Regions from separate parts of the Homo sapiens genome. Here all the other regions are linked to region 2. Evidence: chromatin contacts called from ENCODE Hi-C or POLR2A ChIA-PET data. All regions are on one chromosome and are shown on one strand. Each heading gives the region's core, a stretch centred on a gene start or an enhancer-like site at or near the end of the contact. The rest is flanking DNA. Distances are from core to core; before and after follow the strand shown. Region 1 holds the start of BANP (BTG3 associated nuclear protein). Region 2 holds the start of TCF25 (TCF25 ribosome quality control complex subunit). Region 3 holds the start of TRAPPC2L (trafficking protein particle complex subunit 2L). Region 4 holds the start of CYBA (cytochrome b-245 alpha chain). Region 5 holds the start of CDT1 (chromatin licensing and DNA replication factor 1).

Evidence for each region. Hi-C counts contacts between places; a loop is a spot of excess contacts on that map. ChIA-PET counts read pairs that join two places held with the same protein, here RNA polymerase II (POLR2A). Pooled maps may share reads with other maps.
Region 1: a map with no recorded cell type shows a loop between it and region 2 (21-fold over the local background). The contact joins the promoter of BANP here to the promoter of TCF25 in region 2. A Hi-C loop is called at or near these places in 3 of 37 single-sample maps with no recorded cell type and 10 of 50 pooled maps.
Region 3: a loop to region 2 is called in a pooled map, with 9 times the contacts of the local background. The contact joins the promoter of TRAPPC2L here to the promoter of TCF25 in region 2. A Hi-C loop is called at or near these places in 2 of 37 single-sample maps with no recorded cell type and 9 of 50 pooled maps. POLR2A ChIA-PET finds 5 or more read pairs at or near these places in 2 of 52 experiments (Panc1 and activated CD4-positive, alpha-beta T cell).
Region 4: a loop to region 2 is called in a pooled map, with 12 times the contacts of the local background. The contact joins the promoter of CYBA here to the promoter of TCF25 in region 2. A Hi-C loop is called at or near these places in 1 of 37 single-sample maps with no recorded cell type and 8 of 50 pooled maps. POLR2A ChIA-PET finds 5 or more read pairs at or near these places in 1 of 52 experiments (Caco-2).
Region 5: a loop to region 2 is called in a map with no recorded cell type, with 8 times the contacts of the local background. The contact joins the promoter of CDT1 here to the promoter of TCF25 in region 2. A Hi-C loop is called at or near these places in 5 of 37 single-sample maps with no recorded cell type and 8 of 50 pooled maps. POLR2A ChIA-PET finds 5 or more read pairs at or near these places in 6 of 52 experiments (B cell, WTC11, activated B cell and 2 more).

The regions. Positions count from the first base shown.
Region 1 is chr16:87,950,062-87,953,980 of GRCh38, reverse strand. BANP (BTG3 associated nuclear protein) reads right to left here and starts at 2,547. Exons shown (of 14, transcript NM_001386991.1): 1 at 2,466-2,547. RefSeq lists silencers at 2,052-2,151, 2,172-2,231, 2,262-2,381, 2,392-2,691 and enhancers at 1,980-2,622, 2,882-3,191.
Region 2 is chr16:89,872,338-89,876,475 of GRCh38, reverse strand. It overlaps TCF25 (TCF25 ribosome quality control complex subunit), which reads right to left and starts at 2,884. Exons shown (of 18, transcript NM_014972.3): 1 at 2,617-2,884. The coding sequence starts at 2,808. LOC112268179 (a long non-coding RNA gene) reads left to right here and starts at 2,988. Exons shown (of 2, transcript XR_002957933.2): 1 at 2,988-3,508. RefSeq lists silencers at 2,100-2,569, 3,040-3,159 and enhancers at 3,240-3,399, 3,170-4,126.
Region 3 is chr16:88,855,786-88,859,609 of GRCh38, reverse strand. It overlaps TRAPPC2L (trafficking protein particle complex subunit 2L), which reads right to left and starts at 2,483. Exons shown (of 5, transcript NM_001318525.2): 1 at 2,427-2,483; 2 at 819-991. The coding sequence starts at 2,459. It overlaps GALNS (galactosamine (N-acetyl)-6-sulfatase), which reads left to right and starts at 2,663. Exons shown (of 14, transcript NM_000512.5): 1 at 2,663-2,852. The coding sequence starts at 2,733. LOC107983950 (a long non-coding RNA gene) reads left to right here and starts at 3,030. Exons shown (of 2, transcript XR_933884.3): 1 at 3,030-3,159; 2 at 3,309-3,824. RefSeq lists a silencer at 2,531-2,930.
Region 4 is chr16:88,648,723-88,652,302 of GRCh38, reverse strand. It overlaps CYBA (cytochrome b-245 alpha chain), which reads left to right and starts at 1,250. Exons shown (of 6, transcript NM_000101.4): 1 at 1,250-1,347. The coding sequence starts at 1,290. MVD (mevalonate diphosphate decarboxylase) reads left to right here. Exons shown (of 10, transcript NM_002461.3): 10 at 1-363. RefSeq lists enhancers at 651-800, 228-1,122, 1,123-2,016, 2,017-2,912 and silencers at 1,061-1,340, 1,491-1,640.
Region 5 is chr16:88,802,510-88,806,512 of GRCh38, reverse strand. It overlaps CDT1 (chromatin licensing and DNA replication factor 1), which reads right to left and starts at 2,724. Exons shown (of 10, transcript NM_030928.4): 1 at 2,454-2,724; 2 at 1,846-1,968; 3 at 1,615-1,751; 4 at 876-1,073; 5 at 644-789; 6 at 392-492; 7 at 1-27. The coding sequence starts at 2,681. RefSeq lists enhancers at 410-1,292, 1,293-2,176, 2,895-3,470 and silencers at 2,533-2,642, 2,723-2,962.

The sequences.
Region 1 (3,919 bases), core at 1,298-3,797, 1.9 Mb after region 2:
ATCATTAACACCAAAGAGAAGATCCAAGAGCGTTCAGGGAGGGAGAGGGGTCTCCACAAGGAGGAAGAGCACTTGCCAGAGGTTCCTGTGGAAACGAACAGAGCCAAGATGAAAACATTCCTGAACATACCCAGCTACAGAAGAAAGGAAAATATCAGGCTGGCTCGTGTGCAAGCTAACCCATCCAGATGAGAAGGACAGGGGCTGAAGGAGAAAGGGGACCTGACACTATCCTTGAGAATTTAAAACAATGTAAGGAGTCGATGGGAACAGAAAGTGCCAAGAGAAAAGCCATGACTAACAGAAAAATCCACGCTGTACAGGAAGGGAAACACTCAATTTGTCCGTGAAGAGAACAGTATTTGCATAGGCCTAACACAGACAGTCCAGGGGATAGAAGAGTTGGGATATGACAGAAGGGCTCCATCACCCCATCGTAATAGAAAGACAAGGCTGTGTAATACAAAATATCAGCTTAGAGCTAGGTGCAGTCACTCACACCTGTATTAGCGGCTACTAAGGAGGCTGAGGATCACTTGAGCTCAGGAGTTCGAGTACGGCCTGGGCAACATCAGGGGATCCTATCTCAAGAAAAAAATAAAAAGGATCAGCTTACTCAGAGCTGTGGAGAATGACCTAAAGAAACCACTCAAGATGTAAACCTCTTTGAAGAACGGGGCTGAGAGGTGGGGCAGGGGACCATTGCTTTTCATTGTAAGTCTTTCATTGACGTTCCTATTGTATACATTATATTGATTAAAATACTAAATATATGGGCTTTTTTTTTTAAGAACATAGGCTTCAGACAGACTGAATTCGAACCCTGGCTCTGTAAATCTGAGCAAGTCCCTTAGTGTCTGCGGGCCTAGTCACCTCATCTATAAAGTGGACGCAGCCTCTGCCTCCTGGGTCATGATGAAGCACCCGAGATGTTGAGCTGCCCCCACGCAGCGTGGAATCACAAATGGAAGCTCTTTTTTAAAAAGATTAAAGCCCCAGGCTGGACAACAAGGCGAAACCCCCTCTCTACGAAAAATACAAAAATTAGCCGGGGTGGTGGCGTCTGTGGTCCGAGCTACTCAGGAGGCTGCGGTGGGAGGATCACTTGAGCCAGGGAGGCCGAGGCTGCAGTGAGCCAAGATCACGATACTGCATTCCAGTCTCGGGGACCGAGTGAAACCCTATCTCCAAAAAAATAAAAATATTAACGCCAATGATGACAGAATCCAACATCGCAAGAATATATTCTTATTTTAATCGCCAGACACGGGAAGTGGACCCACATACAGAATTTTACCGCGTTTTGGTGTTTTCTTCTAGCACTGGATATCTGCGAGCTGCGTGTTAAATGACCAGATCCAGTTTTTATTTGACGTTTCCTGAGCTTACTCAGAACCACTCACTACTCCAAGTTATTTTTCTGTCCCCTAAGAACTTCCAGCTAAAAGTGAACCCTACAACTGCCTCCTCTTATCAATTATTTACTGTAGTGCGAGTTCCAGCATCGCCATCAGGCCCTGGAGTACATTCCTGGGCAGAACAGGCAACTCCAAACAGGGCAATTACCTGTTCCACATCAACAACTGTGTGACCCGGGCCCTCCCCGGTCAGGGTGCAAGCTCGCTACCCTTCAAAGCCCACACTCGCTCCACTTGCTCACAGTTCTTCAGGGATGATGTATTTCTCCAATAGCAAGACAACCCCTACCATCTCATCAGTGAAAAACATCAGTCCTCTATCAAGGCAATCTCTCCAATTTGCTCACACAGTGTGGATGGAATGTCATCTACTTTCTGCATCCTAGGGGGGAAAAAGAAAACGGCCACCTTCCTTAAGGACTAGATCACAGAAATCGCACAAACGTGCTGGGGAGGGGGCACCCCGAGGTCCTCGTTCATCGGGGCCCCTCGGGGGACGGGCTGGGGTCGTCGCCGAGGTCTGCGGTCCCCGAGAGCGCCCCTTGCGTGTGCAAGTCCTGGGCTATGGGGCTCCGGTCCACAGCCACGGAGGAGGCACAAAAACGATGCCTGTCGCTCCCGCCTGGCTGGCAGGAGCGACCCCCTTGGGAGACTTCGGGCCCCAGAGGAGCCCGGGCGCGGTTCTAGGCCTTTCCAGTCTCCCCGCCGTGGCTCCGGGTCCTTCCCGCGGGGCGAGGCCCGGGACAGAGGTCGGGAGCGCGAGGCCCCCGGGCCGGGCTGCGGCAGCCGCGGCTCAACGGACGCCGGGCGCGGTGGGGCCGGGGGTGCGGAAGCGAGGAAGCGGGAGCCCCTCTTCCGGGGCGCGGCCGGGGACGGGGAGCGGGGCCCGGGGGGCGATCGCCCGGCCCGGGCGGTTGGCGGCGGCGGGGCTGCGGCGCGGGCGGCCCGGCGGGCGGGAGGAGGAGGGAGGAGGGAGATCTCGCTCTCGCTCTCGCCCCGCGGGAAGGGGGAGGCGGAGGCGCGACCGGCTGCGGGAGCTGCAATTACCGTGTGGGCTGCGGAATTCTCGTGGTGTTTGTCGGGGAGATGCGATAATGGCGTCCGTCCTCGCGAGAGAAGCCGCCGCTCTGCGCAGGCGCCGCGAGCCCCTCCCCGCGACGCTCGGCCCCCGCCCTCCGCGCAGGCTCACTGGGCGCGCGGGCCCGGGGGCGGGGCACCCCTGTGGCAGTGAGGCCAGCTGCGCGCGCTTTTCCCGCTCGGCCTCCTGGTGAGCATGCGCAGGCGGCCTTCTTCCGCGACGGTACCGGCTTCCCAGGGCTTTTTTCCCCCCGTTTTTCGCCCACGCCCATGGCCTGCGTGAGAACAATCACCTCAGTGGACGGTCTGAGGAATTTGCATCTTCTTTGAGACGGAATGAATACGCATTAGCTCCCTCAACTACTACACCTCCCAGGGTGCCCTGCGCAAGCTGGGAGCCATGCATTCGGGGACTCGTAGTCCCTGCGTCTGGGCCATGCCTGCCGGGACTTGTAGTCTCTCCGGACTCCGGTGGCCCGTCCTGTCCCCGCACCAAGGGTTGCTGGGACTTGTAGTTACGATGTCTCAGGTGGGCTGTGCGCCCCCAGCGGGTCCTACCTGCTGCTGCGGCGGGTCCTGCCCTGAGGTTCCGGAGCGCTTGGTGGCGTTTTCCCTGACATAAGTGGTCAGGGGTCCCCAGTGTCTATCCAGAGGGGCCTGAGTGCACGCGCGCGGGACTTAGCACACGCGGCAGTGATTATGGTCTTAGATAAGTCCTATAGGTAACACATAATATAAATAAGTGATGGCGGCCGGGCACGGTGGATCACGCCTGTAATCTCAGCCCTGTGGGAGGCCAAGGCGGGCGGAACACCTGAGGTAAAGGGTTCGCGACCAGCCTGGCCAACATGGCGAAACCCTGTCTCTACTAAAAATACAAAATTATGCCGGGCGTGGTGGCGGGCGCCTTGTAATCCCAACTACTCGGGAGGCTGAGGCAGGAGAATCGCTTGAGCCCGCGAGTCAGAGGTTGCAGTGAGCCGAGATCGCGCCACTGCACTCCAGCCTGGCGACAGAGCGAGACTCTGTCTCAAAAAAAAAAAAAGTGATGACGTGAATGTGCACACGTAGAATAAATGTGCAAATGTGCGTTTGTGGGTAATCACAGGAAAAAATTCCCAAACCATAGCGCAGTTCCCAGAAATGTCATTCCTGGTTATCTCCCTCTGCTAATCTAGGATTACCTTGCCTTTCATTTTCTTCTTTATACTCGCCTCTGTTTCCTCAATTATTTGCAATGAGCAAGAATGCCTTTGAGCTCCCAAACACAGGGCGAGGCAGCTATTTTCACTGGGAAAAAGAAAATGCTGGCCGGGCGCGGCGGCTCACGCCTGTAATCCCAGCACTTTGGGAGGCCGAGGCGGGTGGATCACGAGGTCAGGAGATCGAGACCATCCTGGCTAACACGGTGAAACCCCGTCTCT
Region 2 (4,138 bases), core at 1,635-4,134:
CCTAGGCAACATAAAGAGATCTTGTCTCTAAATAAATAAAATTTTTTAAAAAGAGAAACACCATGTCTCTCACCAATGCATTCACATTCATAACCATTTAGTCGTAACTGGCTGTTTACTGTCTCCCATACTTCTGTTTATTAAGAGCTATTTAACAGAATGCCAATAAACATTTTGATTATATTATTTCCAAATATGAGTTTTAAGAGCAAAAAAGTATGGAATGCTTAAATTAAGACTGATGTGTGCCACTGGATAAAATTCTCTGAAATTCCTAAGAACACAGCACGATAAGCAGTCATTCATCCATGGAGGCTGTTAGTGTTACTGACACTCAAACTCACTCCAGAAAGTCCACAAGGGTTTGTGTGGTTTCTGACCTTACAGACTCTTACTCTGTCAACTCATGAACCACACTTTTTCCAAATTCCCACCAACACAAATATAAATACCAAAAAGATTAAATATTTAAATGGGAAAAAAAAAGCATTAAAAGAACAAGCTGAGCATGGTAGGGTATGCTGTAGTCCCAGCTGCTCAGGAGGCTGAGGCAGGAGGATAACCTGAACCCAGGAGTTCAAGACCAGCAACCAGCCTGGGCAACACCGTGAGACCCTGTCTGTAACCAAAAAAAAAAAAAAAAAAAAAAAAAAAAGCCAGGCGCAGTGGCTCACGCCTGTAATCCCAGCACTTTGGGAGGCCGAGGCAGGCGGATCACGAGGTCAGGAGATCGAGACCATCCTGGCTAACATGGTGAAACCCCATCTCTACTAAAAATACAAAAAATTAGCCAGGCGTGGTGGCGGGCGCCTGTGTTCCCAGCTACTTGGGAGGCTGAGGCAGGAGAATGGCGTGAACCCAGGAGGCGGAGCTTGCAGTGAGCCGAGATCATGCCACTGCACTCCAGCCTGGGCGACAGAGCGAGACTCCATCTCAAAAAAAAAAAAAAAAAAAAAAAAAAACTCACGTCAGGGAATATCTATGTGAAGACACTCTAGAGAGATGGATGTGTAACAATGAGAAAAGTGGCTCCAGTATCTTTCAGCACGCAGAAATTAAAGAAGTTAAAGAACAAACACAAACCGAGAAAATACGTTAGAGACAATCGATAGCAAGCTTCCACGAGCAAAAAGACTGTCCAAACCCCCTATAAAAAGGCAAAGATATAAACAGGTTGTCACAAAGAGAAATATAAATGGTCAACGAATACATAGCTAGGTGCTGCATTTCACTACCAAAGAAGTGTAAAATAAAATAATGTGATATCATTTTTCACAAATTACATTGACAAAAATTTAAAAAGACTTACGGGGCCAAGCACAGTGGCTCATGCCTCTAATGCCAACACTCTGAGAGGCCAAGGTGAGAGGACTATTTGAGCCCAGGAGTTCAAGGTTGCAGTGAGCTAGGATTGTGCCAATGCACTCCAGCCTGGGCAACAGAGCAAGATTCCATCTCAAAACAAAAAGCTTTCAGTAACTGCTGTGAATCTAGCAAATTACTGAACCTTGACGGGGGTCTTGGGGACCACTAAAGGTGGACTTGATGCGAGAAGGGCAGTCAACCAAGCATGGTGACTCACGCCTGTAGTCCCAGCACTTTGTGAGGCTGAGGTGGACAGATTGTTTGAGCGCAGAAGTTCTAGACCAGCCTGGGCAACAAGGCGAAAACTCTTCTCTACAAAAAAGAAAAAAAAAAAAAATTAGCCGGGCGTGGTGACATCCACCTGTAGTCCTAGATACTCAGGAGGCTGAGGTGGGAGGATCGCAGAGCCCGCAGAGGCAGAGTTACAGACGGAGGCCAGGGCTTAGGAGAAAACGTCACAGGACCGCATGAGCAAACCATACAGTCAAACTGTTACTTCCCTGTGCCAGAAACGAGCTGCCGGAGATGCAGCAAAGAGTAAGACTAATCCGCTGGGTTAGGCTGATGGGGATGCGCGAAGAGCAAGGCCCTGGGTTAGGCAGAGTTGTTGTGAGGATTAAAGCAGAATGCTCGCAGAGGCCTGGCAAGTCCTCAACCCTGGAACCGAGAGAAGGCCCCTCTAGACTCGAGAAAGGGAAGCCCCACCCGACTCCTGCCCCTACGCCGTGGCCCCACCCCCACGGTGGCCCCAGGCCTCATTTAACCCCGCCCACGCCATCGCCTCGCCACCCCCCCGTCTTTAGCCACGCCCTTTAGCGTCACGGCCCCACGACAGCCACGTGGCCGCAGGCCCATTTAATCCCGCCCACGTCGTGGCCCGGCCCCGCGGACGTTGGCCACGCCCTTGGCATCAAGGCCCCGCACCCTCCACAACCCGGACCCCGCTTAACCCCGCCCATTCGGTCGCCCCGCCCCGACAGCACGGCCCCGCCCCATCCCTTAGCCCCGCCCACCTCACCGGGGTTAGAACCCAGTCTAACTCCGCGGCCCGCCGTCTTCACCCCACGCCACCGCCCACCCGCGTCGCCCTGGCCCCGACGCACGGCCCCGCCCTCCCCACTGCGGCTGGGACCCACGTCACCCTTCCCACCCCTGGCATCACAACCCCGCTCCCCGACCCGGCTGGACGCTCGCCCCGCCCCACAACGTCAAGGGCCACCCCACCCCCACCCGGGCCGCCGCGCTCCTCACCAGCTCGAAGCGGTTGTTGACTCGGACGCCCTCCTTCCCTGCGCCCCCGGGACGCCGGACACCAAGCTCCCGCTTGGGCCCTTCTTCTTCCGCGTCATCGTCATCACGGAGATCGAAATGCAAGGCGCCGGGCCCGAGGGGCTCCTGGCCGCGCTGTTCCCCCCTCAGCCTCCGGAGGGCCCGGCGCGACATAGGACCGAACGACCACGACGTCTGGAGAGAGGGAGAAGGAAGCGCAGAAAACTCGGCTGTCGGCGCGCCTGCGCACTCTTCGCGCGGGGTCGGGGGCGGGGGAGCTGGCTGCGCGCCTGCGCACTCTTGGCGCGAGGGGTGGGGGCAGGACCTGGCTGCGGCGCCTGCGCGTCGCGGCTCTCCGGAACTTTCCCGCTTCAGCGGCGGCGTCTGGGCGGGCTCCGGGGGGTCCGGGCCAGGTCTCTGGAGAGCTGGGTGTCTGCGCGCCGTGCGCACCGGGCATGGAGAGGTGCCCCGCGGGGATGACGGGCTTCGATTCGGGGTAACGGGCGCGCAGCCGGCGACAGTCGGCCCTGCCCGGCCTTGCCCATCCATGTGGCCCGGAACCCGCAGCCGCGTTCTGCCCGCCGGGGCCTGTCCCCGCACCGTGCCTGCAGCATTTCAGCTGCGTCCCGGACGTTGCTAGTTGGTCCTTTTCGTGTCAGGGTGTCATTCGAGTGATCTAGCCGTCGATGCCCGCCTCTGCCCTGGAGCCGCCGCCCCTCGAGCAGCATTGAGTGACGCGGCCCTTACTGCCCGCCCGAGGCCTCTTTAGGGACAGTGGTTCTGACAGTTCTAGGACAGGCCGCCCGCGTTTGTCACGATCTAAGGGCCGGGCGCGGTGCTCACGCTTGTAATCCCAGCACTTTGGGAGGCCAAGGTGGGCGAATCACCTGAGGTCGGGAATTCGAGACCAGGTTGGGCAACACGGTGAAACTCCCTCTACTAAAAATACAAAAATTAGCTGGGCGTGGCTGCGCACGCCTGTAATCCCAGCTACTCGGGAGGCTGAGGCTGCAGTGAGCCGAGATCGCGCCACTGCACTCCAGCCTGGGCGACAGAGCCAGACCCTGTCTCAAAAAAATGAAAAAAATAAAGTAGATGAGGCTGAGACAGTGCTGGGTTCAGTGGGCGGAGGGCACAGCTTCCTGTGCCTGGGGTTGGGGACATGGGGACAGGAGGGCATAGAGAAGACAGGTGCCAGCAGCCTCCTGCCCGACTTACTGCGGCTTCATGAGCACAAGCAGCAGCCCTGGTGAGCCGGCCTGGCCCCTCCCAGGATGGGTTAGGGTTTTATTTTATTTTGTGAGATGAGGTCTTGCTCTGTTGCCCAGGCTGGAGTGCAGTGGCGCAATCTCGGCTCACTGCAACCTCCATCTCCCAGGCTCAAGCACTTCTCCTGTCTCAGCCTCCCGAGTAGCTGGGACTACAGGCATGTGCCACCATGCCCGGCTAATTTTTGTACTCAGTAGAGATGGGGTTTCACCATGTTGGCCAGGCTGGTCTCGAA
Region 3 (3,824 bases), core at 1,234-3,733, 1.0 Mb after region 2:
CCCTCTGTGGGCCCTCACTTTGGAGAAATGTGGCAACCTTGAATCACAGGAAATGCCCATGCTGGGCTGGTCCTGCAGTGGCCGTGCTGGGTACAAGCCTAAATACTTTGCTAGGGCGACGTCTGGTGTTTGCAGGAGAAGCGAAGAGCAGGCAGCCAAGCCTTACCCAGTTCACACTCCAGGAGCCGAACCACCTAGACTCCGAGTCTGTCTGTCTGGAACACCTCACCCTCTTCATGAATCAATGCCTGGCCCGGAAAGTTAACTGCAAAACCAGAGGCTTCGTGAACAAGGCGGATCCCCTCTCTAGAGGCCACATTATTTTGTAAAATAGTGGCTACTAGCAAATGTCACCATGGACAGGCTACATGATGACTTTTGGGAAGGTCTTTGAATTCCATGGCCTCAAGTGATTTGTCCCAAGGGACTAGACGAGTGTCTAGTGACATAAGAGGCAAGGCCTAATGAAATAAATGAAACTATTATCCCCTGCTCAAAGGTGGTGGCTCCCCCTGAAAAGCACAGAAAGAAATCCTTGCAGGTACAAAGCAGAAGTGTCCCACTTCCTCTGCAAACCAGACAACGGACACGTGCAAACCAAAACATTCTACGGGGAATTCTAGCCTTGCTTTTCCCAAATGGCTCTTCCAATGAAAGAGAAGAGTTACAGGCCTTCATTCACCTCAAGCTACCCTAATTCCCTGGCTGGCTAAAAACTCTCACCTCTTTTTCTTCTAAAAGGTTTCAAGTTATCTGATCCTAAAGTACATCTTGCAACTGTAGGTCCTCCCTGACACACACCCTGCCCTGAAAGATACACCTTGTAGTCCTCCGTGGGGTAGAGCAGGCCCAGGTACAGCTCCCTCTGGTCGACCAGGGCCTTCCCCATTGCGGAGATCTTCTCATCCACCACGTCCAGAGATGTGTGCACCATGTAGTGGAACTTCAGCTCGTTCTCCGTAGGGGTGCTGCGAATGTAGAGGGGGTAATTCTGCAAGAAAGGATGACGGCGACTGAAAGGACAAGACTCCACCCAGCGCACACCAGCTCTGAACTATGCTGCAGAGCCGTGACCTGCAGCCACCCGGGGAACGCATTCCCATGCTCTAAGGCCCACCGCTTCATTCTCTATGCCGCAGTGGGCACTGCCTTCAGGGGATCCCAGCTAACCTAAGGAGATTTATGTGTTGTTTGCAAAGCAGCAGCAGTAGGGTGGGCGGAAAAGAAAAAATGAATCAGAAAAATGGGCCTGAGCACAGCCTGCCGATCAAGCCTGGCACCTGGGCACGCCTCTCACCTTCTCCTGGAGGCCACTCTGCCTCAGCCCACCTCTAACTCTGCATGGCTCACCCAAATACAGCACCCTCAATACTGGCTTTTCTTCACCTTGACAGTGACCCTTTTACTAAACCCTTCAAGACTCAGCTCAAATTCCCTTCATCTCTGCATTTCTGACCATTGGAAGCCCAGAATTAACAGCTTCTTTCTCGGTCTTTCACACACCACCATTTACCCTGTGTGTGTTCAGCACTGGGTCCTGCACAAATACAGTGAACAAGAGTCCTCGCTACCCTCGTGGGGAGTGATACCTAGTCAATAAACCCACAAACAAGCAAATGATCATCTTGGCCAAGAGGGAAGCCCATGAGCAGCTTAGCAGCAGCCACCGCCCAGCAGGGAGCGGTCTCGAGTCTGGTCTCGGGAGACCCTGGCTAGGAAATGAAGGCTCCGTGCAGCAGGAGCGTGTGGGCAGCCACCCAGCTCAGTCTTAGCCTTCAGAAAATGCTTTCCAGTTGAAATGTATGTGGGCCAGTAAAGAGGATGGGAGCTGGGGAGAGGTGTTCCGCGTGCAAAGGCCCACAGGTGAGAGGGCAGAGCATGTCCAGGGAGCTGCAGAATTGTTTGGTTGGAGCGGAGAGTGCCAAGGGTTATGGGGGGAAAGGATCCCAGAGCAGGTTATTCAGACAGCATCCTAAGGCAACGAGAAGCCACTGCAGAGGTCTCAGGCAGAGGCGTGACAGGATCCGATTTGTTTTTAACTCGGCTCCGGGGAGACTGGCAGGAGGGCCGGGGCCGCCGTCCGCGGGGAACCAGCGCTGGACGGGAGAACGGGCAGAACCTGCTGAGGACGGAGGACGGAGGTAGTGCCCGGGACCACCTAGGTTTCTGGTGGGTCCTGGCGGGGAGGAGACCTGCTGCGCCGAGGGGTGCGTTCAGCAGCGGGACGGGCGAGCGCGGAACTGGGGTCTCAGTCAGGGTCTGCCTGGCGGCTCGTCCACCGCGAAGCCCCTGACCGCTGGAGCTCGGCGAAGGCCTCCTCCAGGTCCCATTTCCTAAGGTGCCTTCTAAGCCCAGGGAAGAAGTAGAAAGAAAGCGGAGAGCCGAGGATGGTGCGAGCCCGGACGCCCCACGCCGCGCGTACGCACCTCCTTGGCAATCACCGCGATGCACACCGCCATCTTGGGAGGCTCGGCGCCAGGCACCGCGTCACGTGACCCGCCGCTGGTCACGCGGCCTCCAAAGCCCCGCCCCATCCGCACACAGCTGGCTCAGGCCCCGCCCCACTGGTCACGAGGCAGTCCAGGCCCCGCCTCCCGTCCCTCCGCGGACTCTGGCCCCGCCCCGCGAGTCACGTGGCCGTCCAGGCCCCGCCCCGCAGCCCAGCCGGAAGGGCCGGCGGACGCTCGCTAGGTCGGCTCGCTGGCCGGGGCTCCGCGGCTCCCGTGGTTGCCATGGCGGCGGTTGTCGCGGCGACGAGGTGGTGGCAGCTGTTGCTGGTGCTCAGCGCCGCGGGGATGGGGGCCTCGGGCGCCCCGCAGCCCCCCAACATCCTGCTCCTGCTCATGGACGACGTGAGTGCGGGCGGTGGGACGGGGCAGGGCCGGGGTGGGGCGGGGAGGGGAGGGGCGGATGGAGGGAGGAGCGAGGTGGGGGAAGGGCGGGCGGGGTGGGGGGAGAGGTGAGGGGAGGCCCCTTGGGGAAGGGGGGAGGCCCCGCGCGGGGAGGAGGAGGGGGAGGGGACGGGGGGTATCCCCGTGCGGGGAGGGGGAGGCCCCTCGGGGAGTGGCCGCGGGGTCCAGGCGTGGGGTCTCGGCGGTCACCGATCACCACACGCGCTGCCACTGTGCTGCATGACCGGGACAGCGTCCTCCCTGGCAGGTGGGTGGCCGGCGTGCTACCGGGCCCTGCCTCCCCCGTCTGACCTTTCCCGCCCTCTACTCTTGGGAAAGGTGGGCGCGCAGCGTGGCCTCCCCAAAGGGAGGAAGAGGCTGCTCCTGCCGCCCTGCCTGAGAGCTGCGTCGCCCTAGGAATCACTCCCGCCACCTCGGGCCGCCGGGTCCCCCCGCTGGGCTCCAGTCTTACCTGACGGCTGTCTCTGTCCTCTGGAGAATGCTGAGCGAAGGTCAGGTGTCCCTAAGGTCTGAAGAACTGAAAGGCTGGAATGTCTCCTGGTGGGCAAGTGCGGGGTCAGGGGTCACAGCCAGCCTGGAGGCCTCCTTCCCTAACTCCTTGTGGGAGCCACCTGGAGACTCAGGAATGAGCCTGCCTGGGGCATGGGTCACCGTGCAGGACCCCAGACACACCTGGGTTGAAACCCTACTGTCTCCAAGCTTGGGGGTCACTTCCATTCTTGAACCTCAGCTGCCACACCTGGGGGGTTACACCTGTCCCGCCGTGCTCACGTTGTGTGTGAGGACTGGGACGACACCGAGTACCAGACAGTTTTGGGCCGTCGGTGTCGCTCAGCCCCTGTGTGCTGGCTCCGACCAGCAGAGACCCTGACAGGTGCCTTCAGACCCACCTGTGCTGACCAGTGGGGGCCA
Region 4 (3,580 bases), core at 1-2,500, 1.2 Mb after region 2:
TTTGCCAAGATGGGATGGGGAGGGGGTATGAGAACTGGCAGAGCCTCGGTGCAGCAGGGCTGAAGGGCTTTCTCACCCCAGCTCTGGCTATGCCCAGTTCTCTGAGAAAGGAGCTCAGTGGGGAGGTGGTCCCTCCAGCGGACCAGGGAAGGGGTCACCGTGCTGGGAGCAGCCTCCTTGGGCCTCAGGAAACCACCAAGTGCCTCGGATGGTGGCTGCCCACGGCGCTTCTGCTGAGACCCTGCCCCCGGCCCAGGTGTCTCGGAGGGTGGCTGCCCACGGCCTGGGTGTGGCTGGAATGGTGGCAGGAGTGGGCACCAGTGCGGCCCCGGTGGCCATGGGGAATAAACCAGCATTGCTGCCTCCGGCCTCCGCCGTTTTTCTGTTTCGTAAACCAGCATCCCGGGGTTCCTGCTCTGAGTGACCCTGGCACCTGTCAGGGAGTCCAGGTGTGCCCCATGAGGGCCTGGGGGAGGGGCAGGCTGGGCAGAGCCACAGAGGGGCTCCCCTCAAACCCCACATTGGCTCAGGTGGGACCCTCAGGAGCAACCCCAGGTCTAAAGTCTTCCCATGGGCGCTGGGCTCACCACCCCCACGCCAGCCCCTGCCTCCCGTACCCAGGCCGGACGTGACGGGGCCGTCCCTGCATTCTGTGCTTTCCCAGTTGTACACATCCTGTCCCCTCCCTCGAGTCTCAGTCACAGTTCAGTGACCTGGTGACGGGAGGCCCCCTGCAGTGTCTGACCCAGGCCACGCCTGTGCCAGCCCAGAGCCAGGGGGAGGAAATGGGGGCTGGGCCTCTGGTCCCCATGGGGAGGCCACCCTTGTCCTTGGTAGCATCAGGGTGCAGAGGTGTTCCCGGGCTGTAGGGGTGACTCCCCCACCCCCCAAGGCTCTGGAGAGGCCGATTTGCTCAGGAAGCCGACCTTCACACCTTGTCCTGCTATTAATAGACGCCTGGTTGACACGGGACCCTCGGTTGGGTCCGGAGCATTGGGCAGGGGCACTTGTCAGTGTTTGAGAGCTGAAGTTTGGGAAGCCCTGGGGAAGCGCAGGAACTCCCCGCCTGGGCTGGGGCTGCCGGGCAGGGCCCCTCCTATGCCTCGGCGTGGCTAGAGAGGGCGGGGGCAGAAGGCTCCGGGACAGCCCTGCACCCTACAGATGCGGGTCTCCGCCCAGCCGCGGTCACCTGGGGGGCTGGGGGCGGGGCCTGGGCGGGGCGGGGTTCGGCCGGGAGCGCAGGGGCGGCAGTGCGCGCCTAGCAGTGTCCCAGCCGGGTTCGTGTCGCCATGGGGCAGATCGAGTGGGCCATGTGGGCCAACGAACAGGCGCTGGCGTCCGGCCTGAGTGAGTGCACGTCAGGGACGGTGGAGGCTGCAGCCTGGAGGGGTGTCCCAAGACCCCAGCCGGGACCTCGGGCTACTTACAGGGTGGGGAAGTGGGGCGCCAGGCGGGCCAGGCCGGGCCGGGGTCAGGCCAGGAGGGTGCGGGGAACGGGGGCGGGACCCTCAGGCCGCGGGCTGGAAGGAGGAGTTCTGAGACCCCCAGTAATTCCCTTGCAGACCCTGCGGAGCGCGGCGCCCCTCCCCCATTCCCTTCTCTCGGTCCCCCGACTCCGCGAAGGAGGAAGTTGCAGCGCAGGGGAAGAGGCGGTTCAGCCCCGGTGGTTTCCGGGGTCACCGCCCCGAAGCCCCCGAGTGGGGGCTCCGGCCTGGGCATCGGGAGAAGCTCCCCTGCCCCTCGGTAGCCAGCTGGCCTGGAGGTCGCTCTCCCTGGGCTTGGGGTGGGGAATGGGCTCATGCCCTGGGGCTCAGCCCTTCTCATCTGGAGTCTGCGCTGGAGGCGGTCTGAGATTTCACAAGGCGCCGAAACCACCCAGTGACGGCCCTGCCCAGCCCAGCTGCACAGGCACTTTGCTCTTGGGGTGGGATGGCACAGCCCCCAGTCACCCTCCTGTGCATTTGCTCAGAGGTTCTGGTGAGGGCAGCGGACTCCATTTGGAAATGGACCCTCTCGGGACCAGGGCCAGGGAGTGTCTGGCCCAGCACGGGTGAGGCTGGGCTCAGGCGAGGTCTGAGGGCAGAGGCACCACTGCAGCAGCTCCAGGAAGGACCTGCACCGGGGGAGGAGTGCCTGGGAAGGGCCTGGGGGCTGAGGGTGAGGAGGAGGGGCCCGCTGCCACCACTCCCCTGGGGCTCTGAGCGCCCTCCCTGTTGTCTGGAGGGTGCGTGGCAGCTGGAGTGGGAGCAGAGACCTCAGGGTGGGAGGGCTGGAGGACGGGGCCCTGCAGCCTGTCCTGTGCCCAGGAAAGTGACCGCCTGCTTCGAGTCAGCGGCCAAGAAGTCGGTGGGTCAGTTCAGACAGCTCTCCCCAGAGCTGCCCCGTGAGACTCACCCTGCCTGCCCCGCACTCCCTACAGGAAGTAGACGGACTGAGGGCACCCAGCTGGGAGCCAGGAGACCTGGGCTCTAGTCTGGCCTCCTGCTGAAACCCTCCAGGGGCTCCTGGCCCGAAGAGTTAGAGCCAGACTGGACGCCCTGCACTGCCCGCCCTGGCCTCCCGGCTCTCCGGCCCCCTCCTCCAGCTGCCGTGCTTCCTTTCTGTTCCTAGATCTCCTGAGCGTGCCCCAGGGCCTCGGCACAAGCTGCTGCTTCTGCAGAGCCTCATGGCTGTCTCATTTATTTCTCAATTCAAATGCCACCTGCCTGGGGAGGTCCTTCCAGACCGTGCAGCCCCAGGAGGCAGCTGGCCCGGAGACAGCAGGGCCTTGACAAAGAGTCCCCCCTGTACACAGCAGGTGCTCTGTAAATGTGGCTGGGTGCCAGAATACGTCCTCAGACCTCCCTGGTGGCACCAGCGGCAGCTTTGCACCCTCTTTCGGATGGCAGGCTCGGGACCAGGACGGTCCCCAAAGATGCATGGACAATTGGCTGAGTAGACTCAAGGACACTGCCCTCCCCTCCTCCGACGCAGACAGACAAACCCAGAGAGTTAATGTGTAGCTGGGCTCAAACCAAGGATAGGAAATCTTCCAACAAGACCATGTGGAGACAAAAACAGAATGGCTGGCAGGGCAAGGTGGCTACACCTGTAATCCTAGCACTTTGGGAGGCCAAGGCGGGCGGATCACGAGGTCAGGAGATCGAGACCATCCTGGCTAACACAGTGAAACCCCGTCTCTACTAAAAATACAAAAAATTAGCCGGGTATGGTGGCAGGCGCGCATAGTCCCAGCTACTCGGGAGGCTGAGGCAGGAGAATCGCTTCAACCTGGGAGGTGGAGGTTGTAGTGAGCTGAGATCACGCCACGGAACTCCAGCCTGGGTGACAGGGCAAGACTCTGTCTCCAAAAAAAAAAAAAAAAAGAAATAAAATAGTAGGAAGGACCAGGCGCCGTGGCTCATGCCTGTAATCCCAACACTCTGGGAGGCCAAGGCGGGCGGATTCCCTGAGGTCAGGAGTTCGAGACCAGCCTGGCCAATGTGGTGAAAACCCTGTCTCTAATAAAAATGTAAAAATTAGCTGGGCATGGTGGCGGGCGCCTGTAGTCCCAGCTACTCAGGAGGCTGAGGCAGGAGAA
Region 5 (4,003 bases), core at 1,475-3,974, 1.1 Mb after region 2:
GGCGGGGCTCAGGGAGGCCAGGAAGGCCTGGGGAGAAGGAGTAGATGGGTGACCCTGGGCACATCTGAGACAAGGGCAGACTGCATGTGAGGTAGGCCTGTGCTTACGTCCCAGCCGGGCCGCCTCGGGCAAGTCACTCAGCCTCTGCCCAGTGCTCAGCTTGGAGGGAGAGCACAAGGCCTCCCATGGTCCGCGCTCGCTGAACGCCTTGGGGACCTCCTCAGTGCCTGCGGCTGCACCCTGAGCACACCAGCCCTCAGCTCAGGGTGAACCCAGCCCAGTTCCATCCCGGGAGAAGCTGTGAGTGGCAGGGATGCTCCAAGCACAGGGTTAGGTGCTGAGGCAGTGCTGGTGCCACCATCTTCACACAGCGGGGCCGGGGGCCGCTCACCTTGTGGTGCTCCTTGACATGCTCCACCAGCTTCTGGCTGAAGATCTGCCGTCGCTGCAGGAGGCGCGAGGCCGTGAGCTGGGGGGCTGCTCCGTCAGCCTCTGTGGGACGAGTCCAGGCCTAAGTCCCCACCAGGCCACCCAGCCACCCACCCGTGACCAGTCCTGGGCCAGATGCCCAGCACCTCACACCCACCCTGGAAACTGTGCGGCTCACAGATGGGGAAACCGAGGTCCCGCACCCAGCACTCACCCTGCTCCAGCAGTGGCTCGATGGTGAGCTGGTAATCTGACCTCCTGGTGCCATCCTTGAAGGTGGGGACACTGCGCTCCTGGCGGAAGCGGTAGGAGGCCGGGTACACGGTTTTGATCTGGCCAACATTGCACTCCTCAAAACGCCTATGGGAGGATGGGGGCGGCTCAGGAGGCAGGCCCGGGCCCACCCCCAACTCCAGGACAGCCACAGCCCACCCCCGGCCACTCACCTACGCATCATGTCCTGGACGCCCCGCTGGACCTTGGCAAAGGTGGGCGTCTCGGAGCGGTTGTGGAGCATGCCCACGATGGTGTCCATGCTGCGGAACATCTCCGCCAGCACCTGGTACTTGTAGGGCAGCACGAGTCCCGGCAGGCCGGGCTGGGCCAGGGCATGGAAGCGCTGGTAGGCGGGCGCCTTCTCGCCACTGTCAGGGAGGGAGGAGCCTCATGAGAAGCAGTAGGCCCCTACCCCTCCAACGCCACAGCAGGCCCCTCGGCCAGGGAGACCCTCCGATGGGGCCTGCCATGCCACACACGATGGCTTTCGCGGCCCTTGCACACCCACCAGCACTGGCACCGTTAGGGGTAGCAGTGGTGACGGGAAAGCCCGGCTCCACACCCCAGCTCTGCTGTGTCCACGCAGCTCCCCCAGGGAAGCTCTGCCCTCTCCCCAGCGCAGTTTCGTCAGCTCTCAGGGGCAGAGGCAGACAACACACCAATGCATCAGGAGCATTTGAAACCTGCCAGAGTCCCCGAGGCAGGAGCTGCCCCCCGCAGGAGGGACTGAGGGCACAGCGCCAGCAGTGCCCGGGACCTTTTTCTCAGGGGTCTGGGTCCGCGCCCTGGTGACCTCACCACCACCCTCCCTGGAAGGAGCAGACCTGGGCCTCTGACAGGCTCGCTGGGCCACGCCTGCCACCAACCCGGCCTTTGCCGGGGCCTCGTGGCCGCCCACCCAGCACTCACCATGGCTCCTCAGGGCGGCCCTCGGCCTCTGGGGTGCAGGACTCCCCAGCATCCTGGGCACTGGCCTTCAGCGCCCGGACTCTTGCCCCCAGCTCCCGGGCCCGTTGCAGGCATGACGCAAGCTCAGAGATGGTGTCCTTCAGGGGGATCAGGGGACACGGTGCCGTCAGGCAGGCAGGCAGGCCGGCACCACTCAGCCCTCCCGCATCTGCCCCAGGCCCCGCCCCTCACCTGGTCCTGCGCGGATGTCAGGTGGGGCGGCTGACCTGCTGCCGGGGTGGATTTCTTTATCTTCTGGCCCGGAGAAGGGCAGGCTGGGATGTCTGGGGCCTCGGGGGTACTGGGGCTGGAAACCTGGTGGGAGGGACCCCAAGGGTGAACTCATGACAAGACCTGGTGCTCCTGGCTCTGCAGAGGACCCCGAAGGATCAGAAGCCGCTCTGAGTTAACTGGGACGGGCATGGCTGGGGGGCTTAGGACTTCCCGTAGATGGTGGTCTGTGCTAAGGCCGGGGACACAGCCTTGCTCTCGTCTTCCGGGGCCGTTTCCAGGTCGGACCCCTGCCCTGGCCTCGCAGAGAAGCTGGACTTCCAGCCCCATCATCGGATCCCGGTGCAAGCCCCCCAGTGCCTCCTGCTCATCTCAGGAGCCAGCCAAGTCCCCAGTGGTGGCAGGGCGCCCCCAGGATCCCCCGGCCTGTCCCAGAGTTCCCTGCGCCCCGTCCCCCCCGCCTGTTTCCCCGCCCCCGTCCCTCCGCCTCAGTTTCCCCGAGCCCTGCCCCCCGGGCCTCAGTCTCCCCGCCCCCAACTCCCCGGCCTCAGTCTCCCCACGCCCCTCACCTCGTCCACCGACAGCCGCAGTCTCCTGCGGGCCGGTGGCCTGGCCTGGTCGCGTCCGGGGGCGGCGGGCGGGCGGGCGCGCTTGCGGCTGCCACTGGTAGCGGAGGCCGGGGCGCGGAGTGCGGGCCTGGCGGGGCTGGGGGTGCGGCAGGCCAGCTTGGGCGGCGCGATGCGGGGGGGCCCGGGGCGGCGGCGCGCGAAGAAGTCGGTGACGCGGCGCTGCTCCATGGCGGCGGAGTGCGCGGCGAAAGCAAGGAAAGAAGGAAGGGAGGAAGAGGCGGGCGCGGTTCCCGCCAAATTTCCCGCGGGCGCCCTGGCCCCGCCCCCGGCGCGGACCGAACCATCGGGGCAGAGCACGGGGGGAGGGAAGGGACGGGGCGCGCATGCGCGCTGGTGGGCGCGGGCACCGGCTTGGCCGCGCGCATGCGCCGACGTGCGGGCGTGGACTCGCCGGCGGGCGCCGTCGTGCGTGGGACTTTAGCGCGGTCTCCGGATCCCGCGTGTGGCTCCCACTTTTCAGGGCGTGTCAGTGGGGCCGCTGGCTTCAGGGTCAGAATGAGCGCAATCCAGGCAAACAGCAGCGCGCGCCTGACAAAACCCCGGCGCTGCCCGGGGGAGCCGAGGACGGCGCGGCCTGGGGGGCTGCAGGCTCGAGCTGGTAAAGGCGCTTCCCCCGCGGGCCGCACGCTCCTTATTTCTTTTTTTAAAACTATTTCTGGCTGGGCGCGGTGGCTCACGCCTGTAATCCCAGTACTTTGGGAGGCCGAGGCGGGCGGATCATGAGGTCAGGAGATCGAGACCATCCTGGCTAACACGGTGAAACCCCGTCTCTACTAAAAATACAAAAAATTAGCCGGGCGTGGTGGTGGGCACCTGTGGTCCCAGCTACTCAAAAGGCTGAGGCCTGAGAATGGCGTGAACCCCGTGGGGCGGAGCCTGCAGTGAGCCGAGATCGCGCCACTGCACTCCAGCCTGGGCGACAGCGAGACTCCGTCTCAAAAAAAAAAAAAAAACTATTTCTATCGAGGCGGAGATTACGTTGCCGGGTGGTCTCGAACTCCCCGGTTCAGTGATCCGCTCTCTTGGAACTGCCCCCTCCCAAAGCGCTGCGATCACAGGCGTGGCCTCCGCGATCCGCGTTGCTCGCTTTTTAAAAGGGTGGATTTGATATGTGAATTATTTCTCAATCAAGCTATTACATGGAAACGAAGAAAAGGGGCCGGGCGCGATGGTTCACGCCTGTAATCCCAGCACTTTGAAAGGCCGAGGCGGGCGGATCACCTGAGGTCAGGAGTTCGAGACCAGCCTGACCAACATGGTAAAACCCCCTCTCTACTAAAAATACAAAAATTAGCCAGGCGTGGTGGCGGGCGCCTGTAATTCCAACTGCTTGGGGGGCTGAGGCAGCAGAATCGCTTGAACCCGGGAGGCGAAATGGCGCCACTGCACTTCAGCCTGAGCGAAAGAGCGAGAAACTCCGTCTCAAAAAAAAAAAAAAAAAAAAAAAAGGAAAGAAAAGAAACTGCCTTTAGCATGGCTGAGGGCTGAGA